3 separate regions of the Homo sapiens genome follow, and regions 2 and 3 are each linked to region 1. Evidence: read pairs that join two places in POLR2A ChIA-PET (ENCODE). Cell type or tissue: HepG2. All regions are shown on one strand. Each heading gives the region's core, and the rest is flanking DNA. Links, peaks and the distances in the headings are about the cores only. Region 1 holds the start of SLC22A9 (solute carrier family 22 member 9). Region 2 holds the start of SLC22A10 (solute carrier family 22 member 10 (gene/pseudogene)). Region 3 holds the start of LOC105369334 (a long non-coding RNA gene).

What was found. ChIA-PET counts read pairs that join two places held together with the same protein. Peaks named below come from ENCODE experiments on the same cell type or tissue, not always from the same donor. Only the 100,000 strongest peaks of a DNase experiment are listed, where the experiment ranks them.
Region 2: POLR2A ChIA-PET joins it to region 1 with 8 read pairs; 2 of 35 experiments call an interaction of 5 or more read pairs at or near these places.
Region 3: POLR2A ChIA-PET joins it to region 1 with 6 read pairs; 1 of 35 experiments calls an interaction of 5 or more read pairs at or near these places.

Annotation. Positions count from the first base shown.
Region 1 is chr11:63,366,389-63,372,579 of GRCh38, reverse strand. It overlaps SLC22A9 (solute carrier family 22 member 9), which reads right to left and starts at 2,795. Exons shown (of 10, transcript NM_080866.3): 1 at 2,122-2,795; 2 at 1,342-1,445. The coding sequence starts at 2,523. In HepG2, for the core only: no CTCF peak of the experiment used is centred there; DNase peaks (open chromatin) are centred at 2,869 and 3,219; H3K4me3 peaks cover 2,921 bases.
Region 2 is chr11:63,286,527-63,292,922 of GRCh38, reverse strand. It overlaps SLC22A10 (solute carrier family 22 member 10 (gene/pseudogene)), which reads right to left and starts at 3,020. Exons shown (of 10, transcript NM_001039752.4): 1 at 2,356-3,020; 2 at 1,280-1,383. The coding sequence starts at 2,757. In HepG2, for the core only: no CTCF peak of the experiment used is centred there; a DNase peak (open chromatin) is centred at 3,082; H3K4me3 peaks cover 747 bases.
Region 3 is chr11:63,244,939-63,251,334 of GRCh38, reverse strand. It overlaps LOC105369334 (a long non-coding RNA gene), which reads left to right and starts at 131. Exons shown (of 3, transcript XR_950178.3): 1 at 131-340; 2 at 579-706; 3 at 4,092-5,640. In HepG2, for the core only: no CTCF peak of the experiment used is centred there; DNase peaks (open chromatin) are centred at 974, 3,444 and 3,944.

The DNA of each region.
Region 1 (6,191 bases), core at 778-5,777:
CAATAGAAATCTAAAGGAAATTAGATTTCTCCCTTTTCTCACATCATAATGTAGTTCCTTGTTTTTGACTTTTACATTGGTGGAACACTATAGTATGTAATCTTTTTGTTGGTCTTGTGGTACCTAACCAAATGGTTTTGATGTTAATTCACCTTATTGCAGACAGTACTTTATTCATTCCCTTTGCTGTAAAAATTCATTATGTGAATATCTGCTTATTTATTAACCTATTATTAATGAAATTATAGATTATTTCCGATTTTAAGATATCATAAACAGTTGAGTGAGTTATTCCAAAACAATCAGTTTGATCATAGCCTACTCTGCATATAATCACATAATATTTCCTCTTAGGTTTGTGAGAAATACCAAAATCCTTAGGTTATCTTGTCCCTTCGTCTTTAGCTGATTCTCCACTGTCATCTCCTGCCTGGCATCTCCTACCCCTTCTTTTACCACCCTGTGATCTATTAAAATTGGTCTATCTGCATTTTCCCAGGACAGTATCACAGAGGACTGGGTGACTAACTATTGGAAATTAACCCTCTGACTCTTAGCTCATTCTACATTCCATTTCCTGTCGTACATTCAAGGTTCAAATTTTCAGGTGAGACACCAGAAGACATGATGTTGGTGGATGGCAAGTGGCACTTCAAGTCCCTCATCGCCATCAGGGGAGACATGGTTGGGTGAAGGTAATTGTTCCCTGCCATGTCAGGAGACATACAGCAAGGTGAATACCCCAAACTTCTCACACCACAGACTGAGATAGTATTATCCTTGGATTACTTACCTCACATGGTTCTAAAAAGCTGTTTTTGCAAAGACAATAATCAAGTTTCTACACATAATTTTTCAACACACCACCAATGATACCTTCAAATATACCCTACAGGTTTTAGAGGAATGCGTGTTCATCACACTTGGAACTATGATGTAATGACAATTCTCTGGGCACAAGCTATCAGCTCACAGTGTCCAGGTAGGACTGGACCTGGTACTCCTGGCCAAGGCTGAATCCTATGTGATGAAACGTCTTCCTTTCTATTCCCTTAGTTAACTCTTTCTCATATTTCTAAACCACATGTTGTGGTACCTTCTCTCTAAAACCTGTCTTGAAACACCCCCAGTTCACATGGAGATATCATTTCTGTGTCCTGCATACAGAGCTCAAATTTTAAAAATAGCACTCAAAACACGGACTAAAAATTTCCTTTTCTGTTTGGGGATCAGGGCAGCCTCAGGAGAATGTAATTTGCAGTAAGTAATTCTAGATGAAATAATGTTTCATAAGTTGATAAAAAATGCCCTTAAAGAGAGCTGTGTTCCATACACACTCACCTGTCTGATAAATGACCGCCTAGGATGCCTCCCACCATCATTCCAGCCATGAATACAAATTTAGCCACTGAAGTCAGTGATTGAGAGTCACATACCAGATCCCACTGGAAGAGAAGGAAGCCAGCACATCAATGCTTATTACCCCTCAGTGTAACTTGATCAAAACTTCTTAGCATGATCTGCAAGTTTCCTAATATTAAGTCTCTAACTTCCTCTGTGGCTTCCTTTCTCAGCATTACCTGACCTTTGTTATTCAGGTCTCAACTTAAACATAACTTTCTCTTGGAAGACTTTCCTAAACCTATAGGTTTTTATTTCATACTAAATGGTTCTCAAACATGACCACATGGTGCAATCACTTGAAGACCTTTAAAAACTTTTAGAAACCTAAATTTCCCTCTTAGACCTTCTCATATGATTGTTTTAGGGTATACTCTGGGCATGGAGGCTTTTCTCAATTTCCCAGATATTTCTAATTTGCAATGACAGGCTGAGCATCACTGACCTAGCAGAACATTTTAACATATTATATATAAATGCTTGTTTAAACTTTGGTCTCCCTGTGACTTAAAGCATTATAATAGCAGGATGCCTTCTACTTTGGAATTCATTACTCAAAATGTGTAGGTGTCAGACATTTAATAAAGAAGCAATTAGTATTTGCTGAAAGAATGAAGACTAAGGACCTACATGTGACTGAAGGCTGGAAGCATGATTATTACTTGTGTTATTCTAAACACCCAGGTCACATACTCATGAGACGAGAACAGAGCCTCTTACCTCAGTCACGATGGTGGATGAGAAGGAGATTCTGTCATACACCCAGCCATCCACACAGGGCTCCATGTCTGCGTCACTTGTGTTGGGGAAGGTCCCATTCAGGTGAAGGAGCTGCCACTGAGGATGAACAAAGCGACGACACTTCTCTGGCCTCATGTTTGAGTCCAGTGGGATGGAGATTCTCAAGAGTGCATCTTGGCTGAGGGCCCCAGTGTCATTGTCAGAGACAGTGTCATTGTCCAGGATGTGGACCCAGCAGCGATGGCCAGGTATGAATGCAGTGAAGTTCTCCAGCATAAAATGAAGGTATGTAGCAACAGCAAAGATTGAGAGAAAAACAGTCTGAAGGATCTGGAATCTCCACAGGTCACCAGCGTGACCCAGGAGGTCCTGAAAGGCCATTGAGGTTGAACAGTTGATCCTCAAGTAGAGGCAAAATGACTGTATCCAGAGAGGTTCAAAGAGGGAAAATGTTTTCTTTCCCTAAGTCACACTAAATGTGTTTTGATCCTGACCCCACTCTCTTCTTGACGACTGTGCTTCCCCTCTGCAGCAGGACCGTGGAAACAGTTTCCTCAAGTCGTTTTGGGGTCAGATAGGTAGCCGTTTTCTCTAAAGTCACGTAAGAAATAATTTGCTCAGATACTCCCAGTCGTTTACAATGAAATGTGTTTAAAATTCTACTTTTTCATGTCTTTAGTAGCTCCCAAAGTCAGCACTGGACTTTGGTCTACACTTTTCTGTAAACAAACTAAAATAAACCTGCTACATGGTATGCGGTCATTCCAGGAAGCATAATTTTGGCGACTCAAAGGTGAGGTGCTTTTTTTACTTCTCTGAAAACAACAGAAGGCAAGTTTTTCCTTGTTAAGTACCAATTTTTGATTAAGAGTTAATCTAAAAAAGTCGAAGTTAAACTAAAATAAGGGTACTGTGGTACAATCCTTTCATTTTGGTGACTGATGTTCTCCTTCATGTCAAATCACACCACAAATTCATGCTGGAAATACATTGCTTGAAATGTGGACAGAATAGATGGTGATGAAAAGCAGAGGAGTAAGCTCATATGGAGGTTTACTTTTACTGGCTTATTGATTTTTCAGATAGTATTTGTGAAGACCTTTTCCATGCTAGTTCCTAAAGTAACGTGTGTGACAAGTTCAAGGATCTTATAGTTGAGTAAGTAAGAGAGAGTACATAAACAATTGCACTCCAACATTATAAATATTATGTGAGATGCACTATGTGCTGTGGAAGAATTGGAGGCAAAATATGGGAGAAAATGTCACCTTGATTAGGACTAAAATTTCTATTAAAATTTAAACCTCCTTGAAGTATAATTCATTTACCATACAATTTACCCTTTTAAAGTATACAATTGAATGTGTTTTGATCATTCAAAGAGTTGTGCAATCATCACTACTATATCGTTACAGAGCATTTTAATCACCACATAGGAAACCATACCCATTAGCAGTAACTCTCCATTTTTATTCACACATCCCACTTAGCAACCGCTAATTTACTTTCTGATTCTAAGGATTTGCCTATTGTGGACATTTGATTTATACATTGAATCATAAAATACTTGACTTTGTATATCTGGCTTAATTCATTTAACATAATGTTTCTTTTTCTTTTTTTTAAATTATACTTCAAGTTTTAGGGTACATGTACACAACGTGCAGGTTTGTTACATATGTATACATGTGCCATATTGGTGTGCTGCACCCATTAACTCATCATTTAGCATTAGGTATATCTCCTAATGCTATCCCTCCCCCCTACCCCCACCTAACAACAGTCCCTGGTGTGTGATGTTCCCCTTCCTGTGTCCATGTGTTCTCATTGTTCAATTCCCACCTATGAGTGAGAACATGTGGTGTTTGGTTTTTTGTCCTTGCGATAGGTTGCTGAGAATGATGGTTTCCAGCTTCATCCATGTCCCTACAAAGGATGTGAACTCATCATTTTTTATGGCTGCATAGTATTCCATGGTATATATGTGCCACATTTTCTTTTTTTTAAAATTATACTTTAAGTTTTAGGGTACATGTGCACAACGTGCAGATTAGTTACATATGTATACATGTGCCATGTTGGTGTGCTGCACCCATTAATTCGTCATTTAACATTAGGTATATCTCCTAATGCTATCCCTCCCCTGTCTCCCCACCCCACAACTGGCCCCGGTGTGTGATGTTCCCCTTCCTGTGTCCATGTGTTCTCATTGTTCAATTCCAACCTATGAGTGAGAACATGCGGTGTTTGGTTTTTTGTCCTTGCAATAGTTTGCTGAGAATAATGGTTTCCAGCTTCATCCATGTCCCTACAAATGACACGAACTCATCCTTTTTTATGGCTGCATAGTATTCCATGGTGTATATGTGCCACATTTTCTTAATCCAGTCTATCATTGTTGGACATTTGGGTTGGTTCCAAGTCTTTGCTATTGTAAATAGTGCTGCAATAAGCATACATGTGCATGTGTTTTTATAGCAACATGATTTATAATCCTTTGGGTATATATTCAGTAATGGGATGGCTGGGACAAATGGTATTTCTAGTTCTAGATCCCTGAGGAATCACCACACTGACTTCCACAGTGGTTGAACTAGTTTACAGTCCCACCAACAGTGTAAAAGTGTTCCTATTTCTCCACATCCTCTCCAGCACCTATTGTTTCCTGACTTCTTAATGATGGCCATTCTAACTGGTGTGAGATGGTATCTCACTGTGGTTTTGATTTGCATTTCTCTGACGGCCAGTGATGATGAGCATTTTTTTCATGTGTCTTTTGGCTGCATAAATGTCTTCTTTTGAGAAGTGTCTGTTCATATCCTTCACCCACTTGTTGATGGGGTTATTTGTTTTTTTCTTGTAAATTTGTTTGAGTTCATTGTAGATTCTGGATATTAACCCTTTGTCAGATGAGTAGGTTGTGAAAATTTTCTCCCATTCTGTAGGTTGCCTGTTCACTCTGATGGTAATTTCTTTTGCTGTGCAGAAGCTCTTTAGTTTAATTAGATCCCATTTGTCAATTTTGGCTTTTGTTGCCATTGCTTTTGGTGTTTTAGACATGAAGTCCTTGCCCATGCGTATGTCCTGAATGGTATTGCCTAGGTTTTCTTCTAGGGTTTTTAAGGTTTTAGGTCTGACATGTAAGTCTTTAATCCATCTTGAATTGATTTTTGTATAAGGTGTAAGGAAGGGATCCAGTTTCAGCTTTCTACATATGGCTAGCCAGTTTTCCTAGCACCGTTTATTAAATAGGGAATCCTTTCCCCATTTCTTGTTTTTGTCAGGTTTGTCAAAGATCGGATAGTTGTAGATATGTGGCATTATTTCTGAGGGCTCTGTTCTGTTCCATTGGTCTATATCTCTGTTTTGGTACCAGTACCATGCTGTTTTGGTTACTGTAGCCTTGTAGTATAGTTTGAAGTCAGGTAACGTGTTGCCTCCAGCTTTGTTCTTTTGGCTTAGGATTGACTTGGCAATGCGGGCTCCTTTTTGGTTCCATATGAACTTTAAAGTAGTTTTTTCCAATTGTGTGAAGAAAGGCATTGGTAGCCTGATGGGGATGGCATGGAATCTGTAAATTACCTTGGGCAGTATGGCCATTTTCACGATGTTGATTTTTCCTACCCATGAGCATGGAATGTTCTTCCATTTCTTTGTATCCTCTTTGATTTCATTGAGCAGTGGTTTGTAGTTCTCCTTGAAGAGGTCCTCCACATCCCTTGTAAGTTGGATTCCTAGTATTTTATTCTCTTTGAAGCAATTGTGAATGGGGGTTCACTCATGATTTGGCTCTCTGTTTGTCTGTTATTGGTGTATAAGAATCCTTGTGATTTTTGCACATTGATTTTGTATCCTGAGACTTTGCTGAAGTTGCTTATCAGCTTCAGAAGATTTTGGGCTGAGGTGATGGGGTTTTCTAGATATAAAATCATGTCATCTGCAAACAGGGCAATTTGACTTCCTCTTTTCCTAATTGAATACCCTTTATTTCCTTCTCCTGCCTGATTGCCCTGGCCAGAACTTCCAACACTATGTTGAATAGGAGTGGT
Region 2 (6,396 bases), core at 930-5,929, 80 kb after region 1:
CATGCTTATAGGTAGAAAGAGTCCATGTTATAAAAATGGCTATACTGCCCTGATATGATTTGGCTGTGTCCCCACCCAAATCTCATCTTGAATTGTAGTTCCCATAATCCCCATGTGTTATGAGAGGGACCTGGTGAGAGGTAATTGAATCATGAAGGCATTATCTCCATGCTGGTTTCACTATAGTGAGTGAGTTCTCATGAGATCTGATAGTTTTATAAGGGGCTTTTACCCCCTTCACCCTCCACTTCTCTTTCCTGCTACCATGTGAAGAAGAATGTGTTTACTTCCCCTTCCACCATGATTGTAAGTTTCCTGGGGTCTCCCCAGTCATGCTGAACTGTGAGTCAATTAATCCTCTTTTCTTTATAAATTACCTAGCCTCAGGCAGTTCTTCACAGCAGGGTGAGAGTGGACTAATACATGCCCAAAGCAATTTATAGATTTAATACTATTCCTATTAAACTACCATTGAGATTCTTCACAGAGCTAAAAACTATTATTTTAAAATTCATATTGTTATGGTTTGGCTCTGTGTCCCCAACCAAATCTCACGTTGAATTGTAATAATCCCCATGTGTCATGGGAGGGAGCCAGTGGGAGGTAATTGAATCATGGGGGCTGGTTTTTCCCATGATGCTCTCCTGGTAGTGAGTAAGTCTCATGAGATCTGATGGTTTTATAAAGGGGAGTTCCCTGCACATGCTTTCTTGCCTGCCACCATTCAAGACATGAATTTGCTCCTCATTCACCTTCCACCAAAATTGTGAGGCCTCCCAAGCCATGTGGAACTGTGAGTTGATTAAACCTCTTTCTTTTATAAATTACCGAGTCCCAGGTATGTCTTTATTAGCAGCATGAGAATAGACTAATACTCCTACTAATTACAGTGGGGTAATTATGATAATGACAACCAGGCTGGGGAGCCCACAAGCATTTAGCTCACAGAGTCCAGGAGGGACTTAACACAATATCCCTAGCCAAGGTCTACACACCATTTCATATATTTGTATCTTCAAGGAGGATGAATTCTCTATTTTGATATTTTTGTATTCAGTATCCTATACAGAGATGCTGTTCAGAGATCTCTGTGGCAACAAAATGGCACTCACTAAACTCACTGTAATTCATTTCTGTATCTAACTCTCTGGGGAACAGAGCAGCACCAACAGTGTAAATTGCATATTGTAACTCAATAACACTTCTTTGTGAAAAAAATTAATTGTAAGCTGATAAAAACACTGCAGAGTAATGATAACCCTGATCTGGAGACACTCACCTGTCTGAGACATGGCCACCTATGATGCCTCCCACCAGCATTCCAGTCAGAAGTAGGAATTGAACCACTGATTTCAGTGACTGATAATCACATACCAGGTCCCACTGGAAGAGAAGGAAGCCAATACAGCATAGCTTCACAGCAGCTTTTGACTTCTCATTGTTCACTTGCTGCAATAGCTTTCAGTGGACACACTCTCTAGCCTCTTTTTACTACATTTTCTTACCTATACCATTCAAGTCTTGGCTTAAGCATGGATTTCTCTGGAAATCCTCACACAAAACCTTCCAGGTTATGTTAATGTCTGTCTTTATATTCATTCAGCACTGCATACCTCAGTGGTTCTCAATTTTTGTTACACATTAAACACATTAAGGAGACTTTTTAAACCATTGATGCTAGTATGAAATCCACTCTGATTTGCTTCTGTAACATGTAGCCAAAGCAGGCAGATTTTAAAAATAACACAGATGTTTCCAATTTGCAACTTAGGCTGAGAACAAGTGACCAGGAAGAATATTTTTCTAATCATTAGTCTTCTCTTCAAGCTAGTTTTGTGATAGCTGTATTTATATCTAGTTGGTTGAGTTCATTGCCTCAAATTCAATGTAAGTGCCTGACAATTAAAAAATAAGTAGCCAGGTGCGGTGGCTCACATCTGCAATCCCAGGACTTTCGGGTGGATCACCTGAGGTCAGGAGTTTGAGATCTGTCTGGCCAACATGGTGAAACCTTGTCTCCACTAAAAATACAAAGAAAAAAAATTAGCTGAGTGTCATGATGCATGTCTGTAATCCCAGCTACTTCAGAGGCTGAGGCAGGAGAATTGTTTGAACCTCAGAGGTGGAGGTTGCAGTGAGCTGAGATCTCACTATTGCACTCCAGCCTGGGCAACAAGAGTCAAGCTCCATCTCAAAAAAAAAAAAAAAAAAAAAAAAAAGAGCAATCACTATTTGCCAAAAGAGTGTCTGAGTGCTGACTACACTATCTACACAATAACTAGAGGCTTAAAGCATGTTTATTTTCTTCTAAACACCTGGATTGTGTATCCAGAACAGGTTAACAGGACCCTTTACCTTAGTCACAATGGTCGAAGGGAAGTAGCTTTGATCATATACCCAGCCATCCACACAGGGTTCTGTGTCTGCCTCACTTGTGCTGTGGATAGTCCCATTCAGGTGAAGAAGCTGCCACTGGGGATGGACAAAGCGACGACACTTCTCTGGCCTCAGATTTGAGTCTAGTGGGATAGAGATTCTCAAGAGGGCATCTTCACTGAGGATTCCAGTTTCATTACCAGATCCAGTATTATTGTCCAGCATGTGGACCCAGCAACGATGACCAGGAATGGCTGCAGCAAAGTTCTCTAGCAGTATATGAGGGATTAATAACATGAGAGAGGGAAGAATAAAAACCAGATGAAGCATCTGAAATCTCCCAAGGCCTCCAACTTGACTCAAGAGCTCCTCAAAGGCCATTGATTGTGAACACGTGACCCCCAAGAGGAGGCACAATGGCTTTACGGAGATAAGTTCAAAGGGAGAAAATATTTCCTTTTATTAATTCAAATTAAGCTTGTATTGATCCTCGCATCAATTTCTCATCCATGGGCCCGGACTCACCAGTGCAATACAGCCGTAGTGGAAAGAGCTTCCTCAGTTCTTTTGCTATCAGGAGGTAGATGTTATTTTGTAGTCATAGAGATCATTATTTCATAGAGATACTTCTAGCTGTTGACAATAAAATCCGTTTAAAGGTTTACTCTCTCCAAATATGTTTGTCCTCAAGTGACTCATGAAATTTACATTGGACTTTGGCATGTACATGTTCTCTAAATAAGCTAAAAGAAATCGGTTAAACAGTGTTGTTATTTCTAGGAAGTGAAATTTGAGAGACACAAAAGTAAACTGCTTTATAATTTTTCCATGAAAAGAGCAGAAAGTCAGGGTTTTTCTCCTTTAGTACTGAATTTAGATTAAAATGATGAATAAATGCAAATCCCAATTACCATGTTTTGCTTTTTAAAGCAAATTGGAATGTGATGCCATTACTATCTTTTGTTAACTGATATTATGCTTCAGGTTAAATCACATGAGGAACTCACATAACTTTAAATTATATGAAATATAAATAGAAGAGAAAGGCAGTGTTCAGCTCATATAGGAGTTTATTTCCTTGGGCTTATTTATTCATTTATATATAGCACATTGGAAGATCTTTTCCATGTTAGTTTTGGGAATCCAGATAAATTGTTTATTTTATTGTTATAAACTATGCCTCTATCTCTAGTGATGCTCCTCATTTTGAATTATATATTTTTTAACGTTAACATGGCTATGCCAGGTTTCTTATAGTTTGCATCAGATAACTTTCCCATGTTTTAGATTTTTAATGAAATGTTTTTTGAGATTATTATAGATTTACATGCAGTTGCAAGAAATAACACAAGGAGTAATCATATACTCATCACCCTGTTTCCTCTAATGGTAATATTTTACAAAACTGTAGTATAATATTGTATCAACATCAAGATGCTAGTATGATACAATGTAGTATAATACCAGGATCTTGATACTGATACAATCTACTGATTTTATTAATATTTCCCTTGTTGGTTTATCTGTATCCGTGTATGCATATAGTACTATACAATTTTATGTGTGTAATTTAGTGTGCCCATCATCACAATCAAGATAGTGAACAGTTACATCTCCACAGATATCCCTCCTTCTAGGAGAATAATATGGTATATATCCTTCTCAGGTTGGCTTTTGAAAAATCAGAAACTCTACAGATATTCATCTAAGTTGCTGTATATATGAATACTTTGTTCCTTTTTATTGCTGAATATTATTCCATAGAATGTATATACAATTGTTTGTTTTTTTAAAATCAATGTTATTGTGCATATTTAAGATAAGCAACATGATGTTATAAGATACATATGTATATATATAGATAAAGATATATAGAGATATATAAAATGCTAACTATAGTGGAACCAATTAACCTATCAATCATCTCACAAATGGGAAAAGTTACCCATTCCCCCCTTTGGCAAAAGCACATATAATCTATTCATTTATCAAAAACACAAGATACTGTTATTAATTACAGTTCTCCTGTTGTACATGAGATACTTCAACTTGTTCATCCTACATATAGGCTACTTTGTATCCTTTGACTTACATCTCCCCACTTCTTCCCACCCCTCACACCCCAGCCCTTGTAAACACCATTCCATTCCCTATCTCTATGTACTTGACCATACTTGACCTTATTATTTTTTTAGTTTTTTTTTATTATTATACTTTAAGTCTGGGATACATGTGCAGAACGTGCAGTTTTGTTACATAGCTATACATGTGCCATGGTGATTTGCTACACCCATCAACCCATCATCTACATTAGGTATTTCTCCTAATGCTATCCCTCCCCTAGCCTCCCACCCCCAGACAAGCCCCAGTGTGTGATATTCCCCTCCCTGCATCCATGTGTTCTCACTGTTCAACTCCCACTTATGAGTGAGAATGTGAAGTGTTTGGTTTTCTGTTCTTGTGTCAGTTTGCTGAGAAGGATGGTTTCCAGCTTCATCCATGTCCCTACAAAGACATGAACTCATCTTTTTTATGGCTGCATAGTATTCCATGGTGTATATGTGCCACATTTTCTTTATCCAGTCTATCATTGATGGGCATTTGGGTTAGTTCCAAGTCTTTGCTATTGTGAACAGTGCTGCAATAAACATATGTGTGCATGTGTCTTTATGGTAGAATAATTTATAATCCTTTGGGTATATACCCAGTAACAGGATTGCTGGGTCAAATGGTATTTCTAGTTCTAGATCCTTGAGGAGTCACCACACTGTCTTCCACAATGGTTGAACTAATTTACACTCCCACCAACACCTAAAAGCGTTCCTATTTCTCCACATCCTCTTCAGCATCTGATGTTTCCTGACTTTTTAATGATCTCCATTCTAACAGGCATGAGATGGTATCTCATTGTCTTTGTGATTTGCATTTCTCTAATGACCAGTGATGATGAGCTTTTTTTCATACATTTGTTGGCTACATAAATGTCTTCTTTTGGGAAGTGTCTGTTCATATCCTTTGCCCACTTTTTGATGGGGGTTTTTTTTTTCTTGTAAATTTTTAAAGTTCTTTGTAGATTCTGGATATTAGCCCTTTGTCAGATGGATAGATTGCAAAAATTTTCTCCCATTCCGTAGGTTGCCTGTTCACTCTGATGATTGTTTCCTTTGCTATGCAGAAGCTCTTTAGTTTAATTAGATCCCATTTGTCAATTTTCGCTTTTGTTGCCATGGCTTTTGGTGTTTTAGTTATGAAGTCTTTGCCCATGCCTATGTCCAGAATGGTATTGCTTAGGTTTTCTTCTAGGGTTTTTATGGTTTTAGGTTTTATGTTAAAGTCTTTAATTCATCTTGAGTTAATTTTTGTATAAAGTGTAAGGAAGGGGTCCAGTTTCAGTTTTCTGCATATGGCTAGCCAGTTTTCCCAACACCATTTATTACATAGGGAATCCTTTCCCCATTGCTTGTTTTTGTCAGATTTGTCAAAGGTCAGATAGTTGTAGATGTGTGGCATTATTTCTGAGGGCTCTGTTCTATTTCATTGGTCTATATATCTGTTTTGGTACCAGTACCATGCTGTTTTGGTTACTGTAGCCTTGTAGTATAGTTTGAAGTCAGGTAGTGTGATGCCTCCAGCTTTGTTCTTTTGGCTTAGGATTGTCTTGGCTATGCGGGCTGTTTTTTGGCTCCATATGAAATTTAAAGTATTTTTTTTTCAGTTCTGTGAAGAAAGCCAATGGTAGCTTGACGGAGATAGTATTGAATCTATAAATTACTTTGGGCAGTATGGCCATTTTCACAATATTGTTTCTTCATATCCATGAGCATGGAATGCTTTTCCATTTGTTTGTATACTCTCTTATTTCCTTGAGCAGTGGCTTTCTGTTCTCCTTGAAGAGGTCCTTCACATCCCTTGTAAGTTGGATTCCTAGGTATTTTATTCTGTTTGTAGCAATTGTGAATGGGAGTTCACTCATGATTTGGCTGTCTGTTATTGGTGTATAGGAATGCTTGTGATTTTTGC
Region 3 (6,396 bases), core at 464-5,463, 120 kb after region 1:
ATGCTGTTTTCATGATAGTGAATAAGTCCCATGATATCTGATAGTTTTATAAAGGGCAGTTCCCCTGCACACACTCTCTTGCCTGCCGTGATGTAAGACATGCCTTTGCTCCTCCTTCACCTTCTGCTGTGATTGTGAGGCCTCCCAGCCATGTGAAACTGTGAGTCCATTGAGCCTCTTTTTCTTTATAAATTAACCAGTCTGGGGTATTTCTTCATAGCATATGAAAAATAGACTAATATAGCGGAATGGATGACCTCCTCCAGTACACTAGCACCTGGCAAAACACTGAGGACAGAAGGCCACCGTCTCCCACAGGTGGAATGTACCAGAGACCCAGGTTTGGCTTCGTACTGTCTTAGGGAGCCCTCGGTAGCCTTGCCAAGTTTGTGGGGTGCTGTTTCCCAAACCATAACTGGAGCTGGGTATGGAGAAGCACAGGTTCAGGATCTGTGAGAGCCTCTGCTTCCAGGAGGTCCCAGCAGATAGTCAATCATTTGTTGTTTTAATAGTGAGTGATGCAGGCCAAGAGGGGCAGTTCTTTGTTTATTTTATTTTGTTTTTTGTTTCATCGGAAGCTGTGAGGCAATTGATGACCATCATAAGTGGTTTAGAAACTCCAGAAGATGTATGAAGAAGTTGTCAAAGCCTTTACAGTGAAGATGTTTCTGACTTCACTCACAGAAGTGCCTGCTGATTTTAATTTGTAAGTAAATTTTGTAAATGAGGATGTGTTACCATCAGAACCCAAAAAGTGCTAAGAGATACTAGACTTCTATGTCTTTAAGGAGTGTGTCACATGAGTCTCCTTGGAGGAGGATGTACTCAAAGTAATGTCACACCTGTGTTCCTGGAGAAAGGTGAATATCCTCAAAATCTTGTCTGCAAAGATTGCATGGAATGACAAAGTTATGGAGATACCCCATGGGTATCCTGGAAAAGGTGTCCCTTTAGAGGTCAAGGCAAACTTTGACCTGAGAGGATGTTGAAATAGGAACTGAACAGTACATGAAAGGCAATCAATAAGAGCAAATATTTACTGGTTATTGCTTAAATAGAAGCAGTCAGTTTAATGAAATTGGACATTAAATATGAAAGCCTTGATGGATAGGATCATGACATTAAGCCTGCGTTAATCCATAGTGAGATATCTTTTATTTTATGTTTTCAGATTTAAGAACAGGCAAAATTGGGCTGCCAAATGGAGAAGCAGAGGAGAAAATCAGTCTTTTATTAATTAGCTTTTATATAATAAATTTGAATCCTTGAGGCCCTGTATTAATTTACATTGGGTCAGATTAACTATTTTAACTGGGGATTGAAGGGGTCCCCTTTTATCAAGCCAATTTATGTCAAAGGCTAAATTTATTATTTATTATGTTAGAGTATTTATGTTGAATATGGAATATTTTAAGGCAGTGGATTCTATGACTATGAGAAATTTAAACAAGGATACAGGTTTTTTCTAACTTTTAAGTTCGGGGGTACAAGTGCTGGTTTGTTACATAGATAAACTTGTATCATGGGACTATATCGGACAGATTATTTCATCACCTAGGTATTAAGCCTAGTACTCATTAGTTTTTTTTCTTGATTCTCTTCCACCTTTGGCCCTCCATCCTCCAAAAGGCCCCAGTGTGTGTAATTCCCCTCTACACATCCATGTGTTCCATCATTTAGCTCCCATTTATAAGTGAGAACATGCAGCATTTGGTTTTCTTTTCCTGTGTTATTATGCTAAGGATAATGGCCTCCAGCTCCATCCATGTCCCTCAAAAGGACATAATCTCATTCTTTTTTATGGCTGCTTAGTATTCCATGGTGTATATGTACCACATTTTCTTTATCCAGCCCACCATTAGTGAACATTTAGGTTGATTCCATGTCTTTGCTATTGTGAATAGTGCTGCAATGAACATACACGTGCATGTGTCTTTTTAATTGAATGATTTATATTCCTTTGGGTATATACCCAGTAATGGGATTGCTGGGTTGAATGGTATTTCTTTCTTTAGATCTTTGAGGAATTGCCACACTGTCTTTCACACTGGCTGAACTAATTTACACTCCCACCGATAGAGTATGAGCATTCGTTTTTCTCCACAACCTCACCAGCATGTTTGTTTGTTTTTACTTTTTAATAATAGCTGTTCTGACTGGCGTGAGATGGTATCTCATTGTGGTTTTGGTTTGCATTTCTCTAACAACCAGTAATGTGGGGCTCTTTTTCATATGATTGTTGGCTGCAGCTATGGCTTCTTTTCAAAAGTGTCTGTTCATGTCCTTTGCCCACTTTTCTATGGGGTTATTTATTTGTTTCTTGTAAACTTGTTAAGTTCCTTGTAGAGGCTGGATATTAGACCTTTGTCAGATGCATACTTTGCATAATTTTTCTCCCAGCCTGTTTACTCTGTTGATAGTTTGTGTTGCTGTGCAGCAGCTCTTTAGTATAATTTGATTCCATTTGTCAATTTTTGTCTTGTTTAAATTGCTTTTGGCATCATCATGAAATCTTTGCCCATGCCTACTTCTTGAGTGGTATTTCCTAGGTTTTCTTCCAGGGTTTTTACAGTTTTGAGTTTTACACCTAAGTCTTTAATCCATCTTGAGTTAATTTTTGTATATGGTGTAAGGAAAGGGTCCAGTTTCAGTCTTCTGCATATGGCTAGCCAATTCTGCCAGCAACATTTTTTGAATATGGAATCCTTTCCCCACTGCTAAAGTGAGGCAAACTCATTTTTCTTTATATATATTTAAGTATCTTCTCAAGATTATAGGAGCAGAGTGTTTAAATTTAGTGGAATCCTGGTGTATCATTGTAATTTGAGTCCCAGGGTTGATTAAGCTTGTGAAGTTCTGCCAATTGATGCATTTTAACAAATGTTAAAGTTAAGTTAAAGTCTATGTTATAGAGGCACAAAAGCCAATCAGTGTCTTTTTTAAATCATTTTGTTATATAAGTCCTTTAGTATAGAAATTTAGTATATAAATTTTGGATTTCTAATTGAGTCAAATTATGGAAGTTTGTTTTAACTTATTATATAAAATATACACATATACTTCATTTATCTATTTATTGTATTATGTATGTATATGTAATTTATTTAATTAGCTTTTATTTCCCCCCTGTATCTAGGGGCTTGTTTCTAAATCAGTAAGTAATATAGGGCTAATATCATGTTTGGTAGACCTGGTGTTTACTCAGGACTTAAGTTTAAAGTTCTTTTACTTATTTTTCAGATTCGTAGCCACCTACAGCTTTTTCCTTTTGTGCTGTAGTTTTGTTTGTTGTTTTTGTTTTTAGACTTTTAGTCTTCTGAAGTCGTGGCTCTTAGTTTTAATTTCTGATTTAAAAAAAGAGAGAGAGACAGGGTGCTGGTCCATCTAAGCAGTAGTCTCTCTCTTGAATCACCCCAGACTGCAAGATAATCATTACCTCCCTCCCACATAGGGACCTTGCTTTTTCTTTTAAGTAAATATTTAGAATAACTAGGCGCTAAAAAGTTTTTTTTTTTTTTTGAGACAGAATTTATTTTACTCTGTTGCCCAGGCTGGAGTGCAATGGCATGATCTTGGCTCACTGCAAACTCCGCCTCCCAGGTTCAAGCAATTCTCATGCCTCAGCCTCACAAGTACTTGGGATTACAGGCATGTGCCACCACACCTGGCTAGTTTTTGTATTTTTAGTAGAGACAGGGTTTCACCATGTTGGTCAGGCTGGTCTCAAACTCCCGACCTCAGGTGATCCACCCACCTCGGCCTCCTAAAGTGCTTGGGATTACAGGCAGGAGCCACTGCACCCAGCCTAAAAAGAATGTGTTCCCTCGCTCTCTCAATGTTTATGTGACAAGCTTCTGGTGGCTGTGAGTGGCCTCCCTTGTGAGCCTTGGCTTTCATTAGTGGTTCTCTTCAGCCCCATTTACTGACAGCCACCTCCTTCTTTTTTTTTTTTTTTAGGTCATGAGTTTATTGTCCAGTAGTCGGGCAGGCTTGTGCCTTTCCTTATTTGTCAGATTCTTTCATTTGCTGATTCTGTTTAAGCTCAAGGGTCAGTCACTGTGAAATGAATTTGCACCTCGTTTTCTCTTTAGGCTCCAAGACTCCCAAGAACTCCAGGGCTCCCACTTTCCCCATTCTGTGGGACTCCTTAGGGCCCAGAAGAGTGTGCTGTGCAAAGTTGGCTTTTAGAAAACTGGCTAGCTAGCTTGCTGGCTCCTCCACTTTCCTCTCCAAAACTTCAGAATTCACCACTCACTGTCCTACCAGAAATCCCCTAGAATTTTAAGGTCATGCTTACTCACAAAGTCTTGAACCCTTCTAAACACACTTCCCAAGAGACTGACTTATCTGGAATCTCATCTCTATAGAGAAGCAGCCTCTTCATCTCCCTTCAACTATCTTCCCATACTTCTCTGAACAATTTTTCTTGTCCTGCCAATTCAGTGTGATTGAAAACCTGAAAACCACTTAGCAGAGAATCTGGGCTTACATAGTGCTTGCCTGTGCAGTTGGAGACAGAGGAGGGAGAAGGAAGCACCGCAAATACTGCATGCTGCAGATTCATCTACTCACAGATTCAGACCTAGGAAAACTGTAGAGAAGACCCTCAACTCAGTGTCCATTCCAGAGAAGGGGGAAGATGGAGGAAAATGTTTCAAGATGAAAGGGCCCAATGCAGAGGATGCCCTGCTTTTGAAAAAGCTACAAGATGAGGATCCACATATAGCCTGCTGGAATTCCTTTTAGTCTGTTTCCTGATACCTGGTACCCAAGTGCAAATTATGACGTCCTAGTCTGCTGCATAAATGTCTGTACTGAACATCTTCCTTGTAGGGGAGGAAGGATCCCTTGGTTCAGTGTACTTTTTCCATCATAATGAGCATACCAGAGTCAAAATGGGAGCCCAGTGGCCTTCATGACCAAAAAGGTCCCTGGGATTGAGACCACCCTGCCTTCCACCTGAGAAGGAGTTTAGCCCTGTTCACCCTGCTTCTCTGTTCCTCACACTAATAGACTCCCAAGCAGAAACTGTATGGTTGTGAGTTATTGTGAAAACAAAAGTGTGAATCATTGTCTTTTATAGTTGTTGATTTTGTCCAGTAAACCCGAGGTAAAGAACACTCTGTCTCTGATGAATGTGATCAGAGGAAAAAGAGAAAAGAAAAAACAACAACCATGAATATGCAACCAGAAGAAGACAAACTACAGAAGGGTTTTTCCAATATGAAGAACTCTTATCTCAACCATCTATTTCAGGACTTGGAGTTTAAGCAATAAAATAATATACTATAAAAATGTTTACAAAATAGCAGTACACTCCGTGAAACACATGAATAAAACAAAATGAAAAATAAGAGACTCTTAAATTTTTTTCCATCTTCAACCTTCGCACTCTGAAACAAGAAATAATCTGTGTATAAAATAATTCTTCAAAGTAGCCCCATTCTGATTTTTCTTTTTTACTTAAAAAGGCAAATATTTTAACAAATGGCTTCATTACCTGTTCGATTACAATTGTGAAAAAAAAAAAAAAAGAGTTGTTGCTCCAACCTCTTTACTAACTGAATGCCTCTATCGCAAGGACAAAAAACCAAACACCGCATGTTCTCTCGCATAGGTGGGAATTGAACAATGAGAACACATGGACACAGGAAGGGGAACATCACACACTGGGGCCAGTTGTGGGGTGGGGGGAGGGGGGAGGGATAGCATTAGGAGATCTACCTAATGTTAAATGACGAGTTAATGGGTGCAGCACACCAACATGGCACATGTATACATATGTAACAAACCTGCATGTTGTGCACATGTACCCTAAAACTTAAAGTATAATAAAATAAATAAATAAAAAAATAACAATAAAAAAGAAAAAAGAACAGAAGAGGAAAAAAAATTCATGTACACTGAATACAACTTTGCAATAAAATTACCAAAAACAAAAAAGGAAAAGGAAACAAAATGCCACCCCCTGATGTTCAGCCATCTGTCTTTGCACCCGCAATAACTTTACTTTCCATGTCCAAAGAAGTATAAAGATGTAAAATTAGGTATTTAAAGAAATAAAATGAAGATCCTCTGTGTCATCAGAATGGTAACAGATCTTTGTTTTTAGGCTTTTCTGAGGAATGTTGTGATGGGGATGTCAGCAGAAAGAGGTGTCTCTTGTGTCCTGGTAGGAACACCAGAAATGTGTACCCAAGAATGTCAGATACCAGAGGTGAAGAGTAACCCAGATGGAGGCAGGGAGGGAGGGGGCAAGAGAGAAGAGGGGAGGAGTATTCAGCATGACTTGCATAAACCATGCCATCTATTGCTAGGGAAAAATTTTTCAAAGTGCTTTTCGAATGGAATGGTTTAGAACAATGCTAACCTGTGGAGCAGACATGCCAATCAGCA